2 separate regions of the Mus musculus genome follow, and region 1 is linked to region 2. The links are chromatin contacts, found by POLR2A ChIA-PET in ENCODE. All regions are on one chromosome and are shown on one strand. Each heading gives the region's core, a stretch centred on a gene start or an enhancer-like site at or near the end of the contact. The rest is flanking DNA. Distances are from core to core; before and after follow the strand shown. Region 1 holds the start of Myo5a (myosin VA). Region 2 holds the start of Arpp19 (cAMP-regulated phosphoprotein 19).

The links. ChIA-PET counts read pairs that join two places held with the same protein, here RNA polymerase II (POLR2A).
Region 1: POLR2A ChIA-PET joins it to region 2 with 25 read pairs in embryonic stem cell. The contact joins the promoter of Myo5a here to the promoter of Arpp19 in region 2. POLR2A ChIA-PET finds 5 or more read pairs at or near these places in 4 of 5 experiments (Patski and embryonic stem cell).

Annotation. Positions count from the first base shown.
Region 1 is chr9:75,068,522-75,075,192 of GRCm38, reverse strand. It overlaps Myo5a (myosin VA), which reads right to left and starts at 3,987. Exons shown (of 41, transcript NM_010864.2): 1 at 3,534-3,987. The coding sequence starts at 3,560.
Region 2 is chr9:75,035,766-75,041,473 of GRCm38, reverse strand. Arpp19 (cAMP-regulated phosphoprotein 19) reads right to left here and starts at 3,742. Exons shown (of 3, transcript NM_021548.4): 1 at 3,513-3,742. The coding sequence starts at 3,557. Gm51714 (a long non-coding RNA gene) reads left to right here. Exons shown (of 2, transcript XR_003948357.1): 1 at 1-2,907; 2 at 3,007-4,230.

The DNA.
Region 1 (6,671 bases), core at 2,738-5,237, 33 kb before region 2:
ATGAGAGTGCTAAGACACATTCACCATAACTACGGGAAGATGGAAATGTATTCAGATCATCGAGACATAGAAACAAAAAAAAAGATGATACTAGCCATGGTTCAGAATCTGAAGAGCTGGATGTCACATCAAATCAGAATTGGTAAAGAAGAAAAATATAAAAGTCAAGGGAAAGGATGCTGAGGTTCCTAACTCATGAAGCTGGAAGAAAAATCCACTGGCAAGATAGGGACATCAGAAGGAAAAAGGCATAGAAGGAGCATAACTGAAGGATGCTTGCCAAACTGCAGATTGAGAACACATGATCAGATAATGGATTTCAACAATAAAATATGAGAATCTCCAGGAATGGTGTTTTGAGGGACAATGCTATTGAATATCAAACTGAACTATACCAGAAAACAGATGCACACACATACATGCACTCAGGAAACACTCAGGTGTTTCCAGGTTAAATGGCTTCAGTAGGTACATAAGAAAACATGGAAAAGGCAAATATAGCAGCAATATGCAATCTACTGCCCTACAAAGCTATTTTCCTCTGGGAATATTTTAATGGCTTTGGAGTTTCAGCCTGATCCTTTTCTTTCCTATAATACTTAGCATCTTTATGTATCACCAGGAATTTTAATCAAACAGCTTTAGGTACCCTTGTCTATTCTACAGCATCCATATGCTATCAATGATATATATGGACTATTTATATACAATTAATTAACTTGCTGCACGTGATCCTTCCAGGTCTCACTGACAAACTTTGTTCCACAAGTGCTAGATCTCTGAAGCTATTAAAAGCATCAATAGATGAGCTTGCCAAATAGACAGCCACTGTTAAGTCAAGACTAGCAACTCTCTCCAGAGTTTTTAGGTGGACCTTAAATCACACAACCCAGTGATTATATTAAGACTACTAAGCCAGATATTCTATATTGGTGAATTGTACAGTATAAAATAACTCAATAATGCTGTAATTAAAAAACAAAATAGACCTTTAGCAACCCTACCTGAAAAATCAACAAATATGTTTTAACCAAAATGTCAGTCTCAAGAAACATTATATCCAGGCACTAAGCTATTTCTCTTAAATATTTAAATCTCTGGAAATTTTTATGAAATGGAAACCCTGCTAAATTGCTATGTCAAAACCATTATCATTCTAACTTAAGAAAATAAATTGAACAGTCCCATGCCCTTCACTGTAATAGAAGCTGATCTGTATCACACATCAAAATCTGCCTTAAAGGTCTGATGACAACTTTTAAAAGGGCACTTTTCATATTTACTCACATGCTGAATATCACAATTATGCCATGTCAGTAACATGTTTTTCCTTGTAATCTATCCACCACTTCCTTCTCTACAATCATCTGCAAGGGACAGACACTTGGGTTATACTGACATTTCTTCTAATGGTTTCCTTCCCTCTCCTAATACTTACTACTCTAGAATCATTCCTCTAGAATAAGTCCAACCTTTGCCATATCCAGACATCACCTATGTCCTGCTAACACATCTGCCAGCCTGTTGTTAAGGTAACAGCAGGTTATTTATGCCTTTGGAGATTCAAAGTGGGTCAAGAATATAATAAACAGACTGTGAGCCCTATGAGGAAAGGGCTATGACTTGTCCACTGTTAGAAACTCTAAACACAAGACAGAGTATTTGGTTTACAGGACACTCAATAAATATTCCTTCCTGTCATTAAACTAAGGCCCATTCACAGATCAGTGCACAAATAACTACAGAGTCAGGCTATTCTGAGGTATATCTAAATTTAGGAAAAAGCCCCTTAAGTCCCAACCTCAGTTTCAGTGACTAAATCTGTCTGTATCTAGGAAGACTATAAGATGAATTCTATTACACTGTGATGGAAACTCAAAACTTTATTATTTAAAAATGACAACACCTTCCCCAGTTTTCCCTACAAAATATTTTGTGTGGGGGCAGGGGACAAACAGATCTAGAAGTCCAGCAACTTACCACCCACCTAATTTCTGCTTATCAGCCTATAATTAGCAGGTCCAGGTTCAAGATGGGCTGATAGCAGGGGCCTGGTAGGGGGCCAGACAGGACAGAACAATGTAACAATGTGACAGCTCGTCACAGTGACATAATTGTTACTTGTATCTACTTCATACATAAATTGCAACGATTAAATGAGTTAATATTTCAAAACACTTAGAATTGTACTATGTAAGTTAAGAAGGTAACTTTTAGTCAATTTCCAATGATAGTCTTATAGAATTGCCATGCTGAAAAAAAAAAATTACTAGGTTTAGAGAAATGTTCTAATTGTACACTTCTTAAATCTAGGGCTAGAAAGAAAGTCCCAGGTTCATGCAAGCTCTTCATTTCATGGCTGGAAGAAAGTAATCATATACCTCATATTTGTTTAAAAAAAAAAAGAGTCACAGAAAGCTTTCACAACTAGTATTAAATGTGATCCTCACAACAGCTTGTAAGGAAGGACAAAAGGACAAATAAAATTCACTCTATTTACAAGTAAGAAACCTGAACCAGAGAGGTTATGTAGTTTGCCAAATGTCACACAGTTGGGTGGAAAGGTACAGATTTCTTTCCTCAAGGCTGCAATTTGGGCTCTGGGCTTATTGATGTCACGTGTGCAAGAGATGATTCCAAACTGCTAAAAGAAGAGTCCAGAAAGCTGGGGCTATCTATATATAGCTCAGTTGTAAAGGGTTTACCTAGTATGCATGAGGCCCTTACATTCAATCTCCGTGCCTGAGAGGGAGACAAAGGCAGAGACAGAGAGAGACGGGAAGAAAGAGATTCTGGTAAAAATGTAAAAACATGAACTTGAAAAGTTAAGGCAATTCTGTTGAGTGGAATTAGAGGTAATTTTAATAATCATTAGCTGGCAAAACATCCATTGAAACCGTAACATAAGATACCATGAATGCATACACCACACACTGCCCAACACAGATTTTCTAAACAGTCTCTCCAAAATACGCCATTCAGAGATTACCAGACCCTGAGAATATGGGCGTCGGTTTAAGATTGAAAAGGCTGCCACTTCCCCTAAATGAAGACCAAAAGGGAAAGGCTCGCCGGAAAGGAGGGTGAGGACACAGAGCTAACGAGGCTCTCGGGGATAACGCGCAGGTTGCAAACTCCCAGGCACCAAGAAGCCTAAGAATAAGCTCGCCATCTCCGGGCTGCATCTTCCCACAGGCTCCGCACCCCAGGGCAAATGGCAAGAACCCGGCAGCTAAAGGTGAAAGCGGACTGGCCATAACTGCAGAATCCGAAATAATCTCCCCGAGAGGCTGCTGCCTGGCGCATACCGGCACAGGACGTTATTTTAAGCACGAGTCCCGGGAGAGCGGCCCGAGCATCTGCCCAAGAGCATCCCATCCGAAATGGGCTCGGGAGGCAGAGCAGGGAGGTACAGCCGGGCAAGGAGGTACAGCCGGGCAGTGGGGTGCAGTCCGGTGGAACCTGCCGGTCCTACAGCCACGGTCCCGGCCGCGCGACCCCTCCCCAGGACAAGGCTCTGCGGCGCGCGTTACCTTGGTGTAGAGCTCGGACGCGGCCATGGCGGGCCCAGCGCCGACGCCCCCCGCCTAGGCGGAGGCCGCAGCTCGCGTGGCGGCCGCCCGCGCGGGTGAAACGGTGGCGGGCGGGGAGCAGGGGAAGGGCCGGGCCGGGCAGGGCGGGCCAAGCTGGCGGGCGGGCCCGGGCGGGCCGGGGCGGGGCGCGTCAGGCGCTAGCGGCGGGCGGGAGCCTGACAGTCATCACCTCCAGGGCTCGGCGGCCGCGTGAGCCCGAGGCGCGTGCTCGGGGGACTCGGGTACCAGCCTCCGCGGCCGTCGCCGCCTCAGTCTCCCCAAGCCGCCTGGTCCACACACACAGCCCTTGCGGTCTCTTCAGTCGCCTCGCGTCCTCAGCGCCCCCTCGCTCCCTCAGTTTCCTCAGCCGCTTCGCCTCCTTAGAGGCCTGGTCTCTGTAGCCTCCTCTGTCTCCTCCGCGGCGCGCGATGCCGCCGCCGCCGCCGCCGCCGCCCTGTGCATTGTGGGAGCGGGAGGAGGCTGCGCTCGAGCGCTGCCACCGCGATCCCTCCCGGCTCTTTCGGGCTCACGCTGCCTCCCATCGGCGGCGGGCACCGAGCATCCTCGGCCCATGCGGCTGGCATCCCAAACCTGCTTTGGCGGAGTGGCCCCCCACAGTGTGCGCGAAGGTGGGGCAGTGAGGGAGCGCGTCCCGCTCGAGGTAGCGACGGTTAGAGTGCCCGCGTAGACCCGGCAGCCTCAAGGCTGCTCCTCCTGGCCCTGCTGTTTGTAGGGAGAGGACTTGAGGTAGGGGAGGGTTCGGGAAAGGCCTTTCTGAGAACCTGCAACTCCAGAAGAGACTTGCTCACGGCAGGGCGGGAAGCTGCACCACCCGGAATTTGAAGGATGCTCAAGGTCACTCTGCATTTGGGTTTGCACCCTTGGTGATGCAAGGACATAGGGTGGCCTCTAACACACAGAAACTCCAATGAACCTGAAAACAAGATGGCACTGGGAAATGGCCCATCTTAGACTTGGGCGTTTACATAGGTTCGCCACCATTCAGAATGAGACCTTTGTTCTGCTGATCGTGACAGCACTACCTGATGCTGATCCTGGAGTCACCTGAAAACGGCAACCTACTGAGAGAAACTCAAGTGTTTGCAGTCTTGACGCAGTCTATTCCGTGCCCTTACACGGACACAGGAATGTGGTCTTTTTCATCCCAACATGTTCTCTCCAGCCACACTTTCGTGCTCACTTGGAATACTCTTTAAAATTTTTAGCCTTTTAAAATGTGTCCATCTTCCTTCTTTAAACCTTAAGTTGTGGCCAGTGCCTATCATGGGAATCCAGTTTTATTGTTTGGCTTGTTGGGTTTTGAGACAGGTCTCACTAAGCAGCCCGGGTTTTCTTCAAACTCGCCATCCTCCTGCCTCTGCCTTGTGAATGGTGAAATTTTAGAGACATGGTTCTGAGACCAGTACAATGGCAGTCAAAGCACAAGCCTGACTCCCTAGTTATGTCTGAACATGAGGTGGGTATTTGAAGGAAGACTGTTCACCACTTTGATGTTTCTGGATTCCATCCTTTCTTTGTCTGCCTGTGAAAGGAGACAAAATGTACTTTGAGCCAGCAGAGCATCCAAAGCAATGAGTTGAGCTCCTGTCTCTTACACTTCCTTCATGCCTGTAGAAGGTGCCTGTTTCCTTACCCTCTAGATATTAGCTACCGGTCAGGACAGTTGAGGAATACTGAGTATGATGGGTTGGTGAGTCGGAGGGGGGGGGGGTAGGAAGAACCAAAACACTCAAAACTCTGAGAGTTCTTATAAAAGTGACTTTTATTTACATGAACAAAAATAAAATTGGAATCATTCTTTCAAAATTTTCAAAGACATACTTTCAACCACCCTGATGTAAGAGAAAGAGAAGATGAGGGGTAGGAGAAAGGGTTTTTTTTCTTTTGGTGGTGGTGGTGGTAAAGTCTCTTTATGTAGCTGACCTAGAACAATTTTACCTCTCTCCCTTGAGTCCCAGGAGTGCTGAAATTGCAGATGCATGCCACCACATACACTTGGGAAATGGGTTTCTGACCACTAACCTCTTGCTTCATTCAGGAAAAGAACAGACTTTAAACAAAACACACCCAACCGGCAATGAGGAGAGGGCCATTCTGATGGTGGACTCTTCTGCCTAATGCATATGTATTTACAGCCTAAAGCACTCTTATTACTAAGATCTGCAAACCAGGAGTAGGGTCCACACCCCAAAAGTCAGTATAAGGTATTATATATTTTATTGTAAATTGATAAAATTTTCAGTTGTTGCTTTATAAATTAAGAACATTTTCTCAACAGAGGAATGGATATAGAACATGTGGTACATTTACACAATGGAGTACTACTCAGCTATTAAAAAGAATGAATTTATGAAATTCCTAGGCAAATGGATGGACCTAGAGGGCATCATGCTAAGTGAGGTAACCCAATCACAAAAGAACTAACACAATATGTACTCACTGATAAGTGGATATTAGCCCAGAAATTTAGAATATCCAAGATATAAGATACAATTTGCTAAATGCATGAAACTCAAGAAGAATGAAGACCAAAGTGTGGACACTTTGCCCCTTCTTAGAATTGGGAACAAAACACCCATGAAAGGAGTTACAGAGACAAAGTTTGGAGCTGAGACAAAAGGATGGACCATCTAGAGACTGCCATATCCGGGGATCCATCCCATAATCAGCTTCCAAACACTGACACCATTGCATACACTAGTAAGATTTTGCTGAAAGGACCCAGATATGGCTGTCTCTTGTGAGACTATGCCGGGGCCTGGCAAACACAGAAGTGGATGCTCACAGTCAGCTATTGGATGGATCACAAGGCCCCCAATGGAGGAGCTAGAGAAAATACCCAAGGAGCTAAAGGGATCTGCAACCCTATAGGTGGAACAACATTATGAACTAACCAGTACCTCCCAGAGCTCTTGTCTCTAGCTGCATATGAATCAGAAGATGGCCTAGTAGGCCATCAGTGGAAAGAGAGGCCCATTGGTCAAGCAAACTTTATAAGCCTCAGTACAAGGGAACGCCAGGGCCAAGAAGTGGGAGTGGGTGGGTGGGGGAGTGCGTGGGGGAGCAGTGGAGGACCTT
Region 2 (5,708 bases), core at 2,493-4,992:
AAACAACCTAAGCTGCAGCACACATATATACATCACAAATTTAGTTTTGTTCATATTTTTAAAGTGGGTCAAAGTTAAGGTTTGGGGGCTCACTGTATTATACTGAGTTAAGTAGCTCAGGTTGGTCCTGAACTCATAGAGCTTCTGCCTCCTGACTGCTGGGATTATTAGGTAAACTACTATAGCTAGCTAGAGGTAATTTTAAAATGTTAAGTTAACTTCGGTTCTAAATAGTTAAATGACCTCATAGCTTATATTAAAGGAGAACTTGTCATCACCTGTCCTATGGGATAGTTAACTTTTAACCTGCTAGCATTTCTCAATATATTAGATATTTAGTTTCAGTACAATACCAGCTACAATGAACAGTTTATAGACTGACTTTGTTTAGTTTCTGTTTAAGACTGGTACAAACTAAAGAGAGATATCTGTGTACTTTTATGCTCACACATATTTACCTATTATCCTAATTAAAAATAGGGGGCTGTCTGATTTCCTTCTCTTTTTAACCTTTGCTTTTTAATTTTATTTCCACCAGTCTGTGAATTTCTTCTCTTAATGTGAGCGTACACCATTCAGAAGGGGAGAATCATTAACCTTGTCTTATTTCATGCAGGGTCCAAGTATCTTAAACTTTTAGAAACAACAAACTAACCCACTATAAAACCTTAAAAGTATTTTTAGCTGAATACTTAAGCTTTAATTGAAGGTCAACTGGGTACAGAGACAATAATCAACTTTTCAGGTCATGTAACTGCTCTTCCAAACAGAAGAAACAGGTGATCTGGCTCACGGGAACACAGAAGTGACTTTGCACATTTTCCTCCTGTTTAAGGATAGTGTCCATGCCACAGGCATTTACAATGTACAGCCAATCTTCATTTCAAAAAGGGACATTACATTTCCCACACCCTCTTGCTGGTATTAATGACAGTAGCTAGACAACAAGTCCTAAAAATGCTCGAGGAGAGAAACAAAGCATAGAGAGAAAAGATTAAAAGTTATCCCTGATATTAGGTATTGTATTAGGATATTTTGAAAAATTATTTTATGTACACTCTTGGTTTTGCCTGCATCATGTCTGGGTGAGGGTGCTGGATCCTGGAGTTACAGTTGTGAGCTGCTGCCATGTGGGTGCTGGGTACTGAACCTGGGTCCTCTGAAGAGCAGGCAGTACTTTTAACCACTGGACCATCTCTATAGCCCTATATTAGGCTATTTTAATCAAAAGTACTTATACTCTAGAAATCAGTATTTCAAACCTTAGCAACATATTAACAAGCATTACCCAAAATTATTTTAGTTGGGTGTAGTGGCAGCGCCACTGTAATCCTTGAACTTGGGGGCTTAAAGCCAGAGCACTTCAAGTTAAAGGCCAGCCAGGACTACAGAGTGAGCCTCTTCCTAAAAAAATAATTAAACAGGGGCCAGCAAGATGACTCAGTGGGTACAGACTCTAGCCACCAATTCTTACAATCCAAGTTCAATCCGGAACTCTCATGGTGGAAGGAGAAAACAGACCCCCCACAGGCTGTTTTCTGATCTCTATACAGATACCCCCAACACACAACAAATTTTTTAGAAAGAAAATTATCCACCACACTACTAGGTAGCAAATTCAAACTGAGCTTCATTTCAGCGTACTTAGGAAAAGACAGACAGACATGGCCTTTGAGTTCCTAAATCCAAAGCAGTTATAAACATACCAAAAACTTTGCAATATGAACAGGTAATATTTAAGATTATTGCTAAAAAAACCTGTAACCTTTAAACTATATGCATTGGGCTGGGGGGGGGGGGGCTTCAAAAAAATCTATTGCTCAGCTGGGCCTCGTGGCACAGGCACAGGCTTGTAACCTGAGTCACCTGGTGTCTGCGCCTAGAGGATCCCAAATTCAAAGCCTGGCTGGACTACAAAGTGAGTTCAAGTTGCCTGGGCAACTTAGTGAAATCATTTCAAAGCTGAAATCAGGAAGGTGAGGGCCAGCATGGTTATAGATCAATAGTTTCAGGGCTATCCTCTCTAGGTAACCGAGCTACACCAGCCCCAGTCTCAAAAAGACAAAAGAGGGGCTGGGCATAGTCAGTCAGAAAGTGTTTGCTTGCACACACATAATTCTCCCTCTCATGCTGTTTCACAAAAATGGGGGGAGCGGGAACCCCAGGAATAGAGCTCAGTGTCCCAGAGGTCCTACTACAGAAGGAAGGAAGGAAGGAAAGGAAGGAAGGAAGGAAGGAAGGAAGGGAGGAAGGAGGGAGAGAGGAAGGGAGGGAAGAAAGGATAAATCCTTCGTTTTGCAAAGTATAATATGACACAACATTATAACTGCCTACTGTTTTTATTATCCTTGTTTTCCTTCTTTTCGCCAGTTAACTTACAATTACTATCAGAAGAGAACTATGACAATGGAAGAAATAATAAAGGGTAAGTTGACATGATTAGAATATATGGAATGAGCAAAACCCACTAATCTACAGTGCAACATTAGTATAAGGATTACGTTTAAACATTAGACCAAATTCCATATACAGTAAAGCAGTTTGGTATTAATTATCAATCAATTAATAAATTTTGAGACAGGATTTCATTATGTACTTCCAGCTGGCCTGGGACTCACAAAATTCCTCTAGCTTCTGCCTGAGTACTGGGATTAAAGGCCCAATTTGGGATTTTTTGTTTGTTTTTAAAGAAAAATTGTTGGGAACTCATGACTTTTCTCCTTTGTTAGCTAACTGACTCCATGTACCCTGGAAGTCAAAGCATCATAATAATTACGACGGAATGGGCAGGCACTACATAAGCATACAGGCCTCAAACTCGTAGGTGTGCTGCTAGCACATTTCCCTTCAACAGAGACATACAAATGAGCTGACAAATATATCCCCATGATTCGAGAAATATCTAAGGTAGTGAAATTTCCTAAAGCTCCAATTCTCGATTTTTAGTCAAGTGCCACATGCAAAGCCCATCAGCTAGCTTTTTTTTTTTTTTTTTTTTTTGAGCAGAAGTTGTGCTGGGTTTTTCGTTTGGGCCTCACAGCCGTCGCGGGACGTAGGTACTATTACCGGGACTTTACCGATAAGAAGACTGAAGCCCAAAGGGTTCAGGAAAGAGATCACGAGGCCACACAACTCACAACCCTAATAACCGAGCCCTGCATCGCTGCCTGAATGGAGACACCACCTTAAAGAGTTCCCTGCAAGCTCACAAGTGGCCCGAGCGCTTCCGGAGGGACAACGTCCTGAGCAAATCAAAGCCCACTACAGAACCTGGGTCCCTAACATGGGCCGGAGTCCTAGCTGCCTGGTACACTTGGGTGCTACACCGAGGCTCGGGAGCGGATCGGTTCCTTTCCACTCGCCAGGGCCCTCCCCGGTTGCGGGAGGAGCCGTCGGCGGAGGGCTCCAGGCCGCCCTCGCTCCCGCGGGCCCGCCAGCCAAGGTTCCCGCCACACCAGGTCCCGCGGATCCCGCGGGTCTCGAGGGTTCCCCGGGTCCTCCGGCACACTCACCTTTTGCTCCTCCGCAGACGCTGCCTCGGGGACTTCCGCGGACATGGTGCTCCTTCTGCAGAAGAGACGCCGGGAGAAGACAGATTACCGGGAGGCAAGACCGCCCGCCACCTTCTGCCTGCCCCGCTGCCCGCCGGGCCGGCGGCTACCGCCGCCTTGTGACGACACGGGCCCCGGGCTCCCGCCCGCCGTAGCTCCCGCAGCCCAGGCCCGCCAGGCTCCCGCGCCGCGCCCTTACCTACCTATCCCCGCGCCTCCGGCCCTGCGACGCCCGAGCACTTCCTCTTTCCCTCAAAGGTTGCGGCTCGCGCCTCACCTCACTTCCGTCCATGGGCGCACAGTGCTTCCTGGGAATTGTAGTTGGTCTGTGGCGCTGTGTTCCCCCTCCCCTCCACTTCCCCCGCCTTTCCAGACAACCCTGACCTCCTATTTAGTCCTCTGCTTGCTTGGCAGTACCTCTGCTTCAGTTTAACCCCATCCATCTTTACTTCCTCTGTTCTCTAACCTTGCCTCAGCGCCACCTTTTCTTCTTAGATCAACCTCTTCAAGCTACCACTGCTCCGGAGAGTTCTACAACAAGCACAGCACCATTACACAGGAATTGTGATTACTTTAGTAATGTCACCATTCCTCTTCATGTTAGCCACAGCAGGGAAGAAGTCAATATTTTACTCCCAGACCTTGATATTTCCCATGCAATAAATCACTGATAAATCAATTCAGCTTCCATTCCTTGCTCTCCCACGGCAGTCAGCTCAAAACATTGATTTTCAAAGCAATGATTTTCTTAACTGTCAAGTCCGTAGCTTCATATTTATTCGTCATTCTACTAAGCATCTTATAGCTGCTGGCACATTTGGTTCCAAGGAAATGTCCCTTAGAAATCTGGGGCTAAGGCAGACTTATATAGTTAACTAGTAAGAATCAGAAGGCAATGCAAGCAGTTCTGGAAGACAGGAGAACAATCAAAACCTCAGAGTCATTGGATATGGAATGTGGAAGACATCAAAATCAAAGCTGAGCCCTCTGGCATAGGACTGTAATCCCAGCTGTCTGGGAGGCTGAAGCGGAAGTGTGGCAAGTTTATGTATGCTTAGGTTATAGAGTAAATCAAAGGCCACCCTGGGGGATTTAGTGAGGCCCTGGCACAGTGGTAGAGAGTTTGCTTAGCACGGGCAAGTCCCTGCATTCAATCTCTCTCTCTCTCTCTCTCTCTCTCTCTCTCTCTCTCTCTCTCTCTCTCTCTCACACACACACACACAGAGAGAGAGAGAGAGAGAGAGAGAGAGAGCTTGGAAGTTGGCTCAGTAGCAGATGGATGGGTTGCCTGGAATGACTGTCCCTGCGTTTGACTCCAAGCAGCAGATTAAACAAGTATAGTGGTGCAATGCTTGAAGTCCTAGGACTGGGGAGGTAGAGGCAGAAGGATCAAGAAGTTCAAAGTTATCCTCAGCTTGAGTTTGAGGCTAGCCTGGGCTATGTGAGGCCCCGTGTCAAAAGTAAACTAAAACAAGACAACAACAATAACAATTACAAAGGCCAAGCAAACCCAAAACCCCAGCATGTGCAGAATTTCAGACAGGAAGTCTTGACTGATACTTCAGTTTGAAAAACAAAACGATTAAGAGTTCTTGTTGGAGAAGGAAGGAAAGGGTTAACCAGCCAAGTAACAATTTAAGATAAAAGGGTTTAAGAGGCTAACTCTTGGACAAAGATATCCCTTGAGAATGGCTCAGTTTGTCCCCAAATCAACTGTAGTTCCAGGACTTTGCAACCTGTAATCCCGGAACTTTCCAAGTGGAGAGAGGGAGAGAGGAACTTCAGTTCAAGGCCAGTTTCAGCTAGGTATGAATTCAAGCCCAGCCTAAACTACATGAAGGCGAGTCGCCAAAACCAAAACTCAACAACAACAGCAGCAGCATATTTGTTACCATTCTATACTGACAAATTAACCTTCTGTGCTTCCCTACAACTCTGCTGTATGGGGGTGGGGAGAGAGGGAATCAAAGTATTTTTTTTTCTAGCTGTTCTAGAACTCACAGAAATCTGCCTGCCTGCATGTGTCACTGTTCCTGGCTCTTTTGTTCCAGACAGGGTCTCACTCTGGCCTCAGTCACAGCAAACCTCCTGCTTTAGCCTCTCAGTGTTTTTCACTTGAGTAGACCTGTATAGAGAAGGAGACTGTACTAGTCAGGC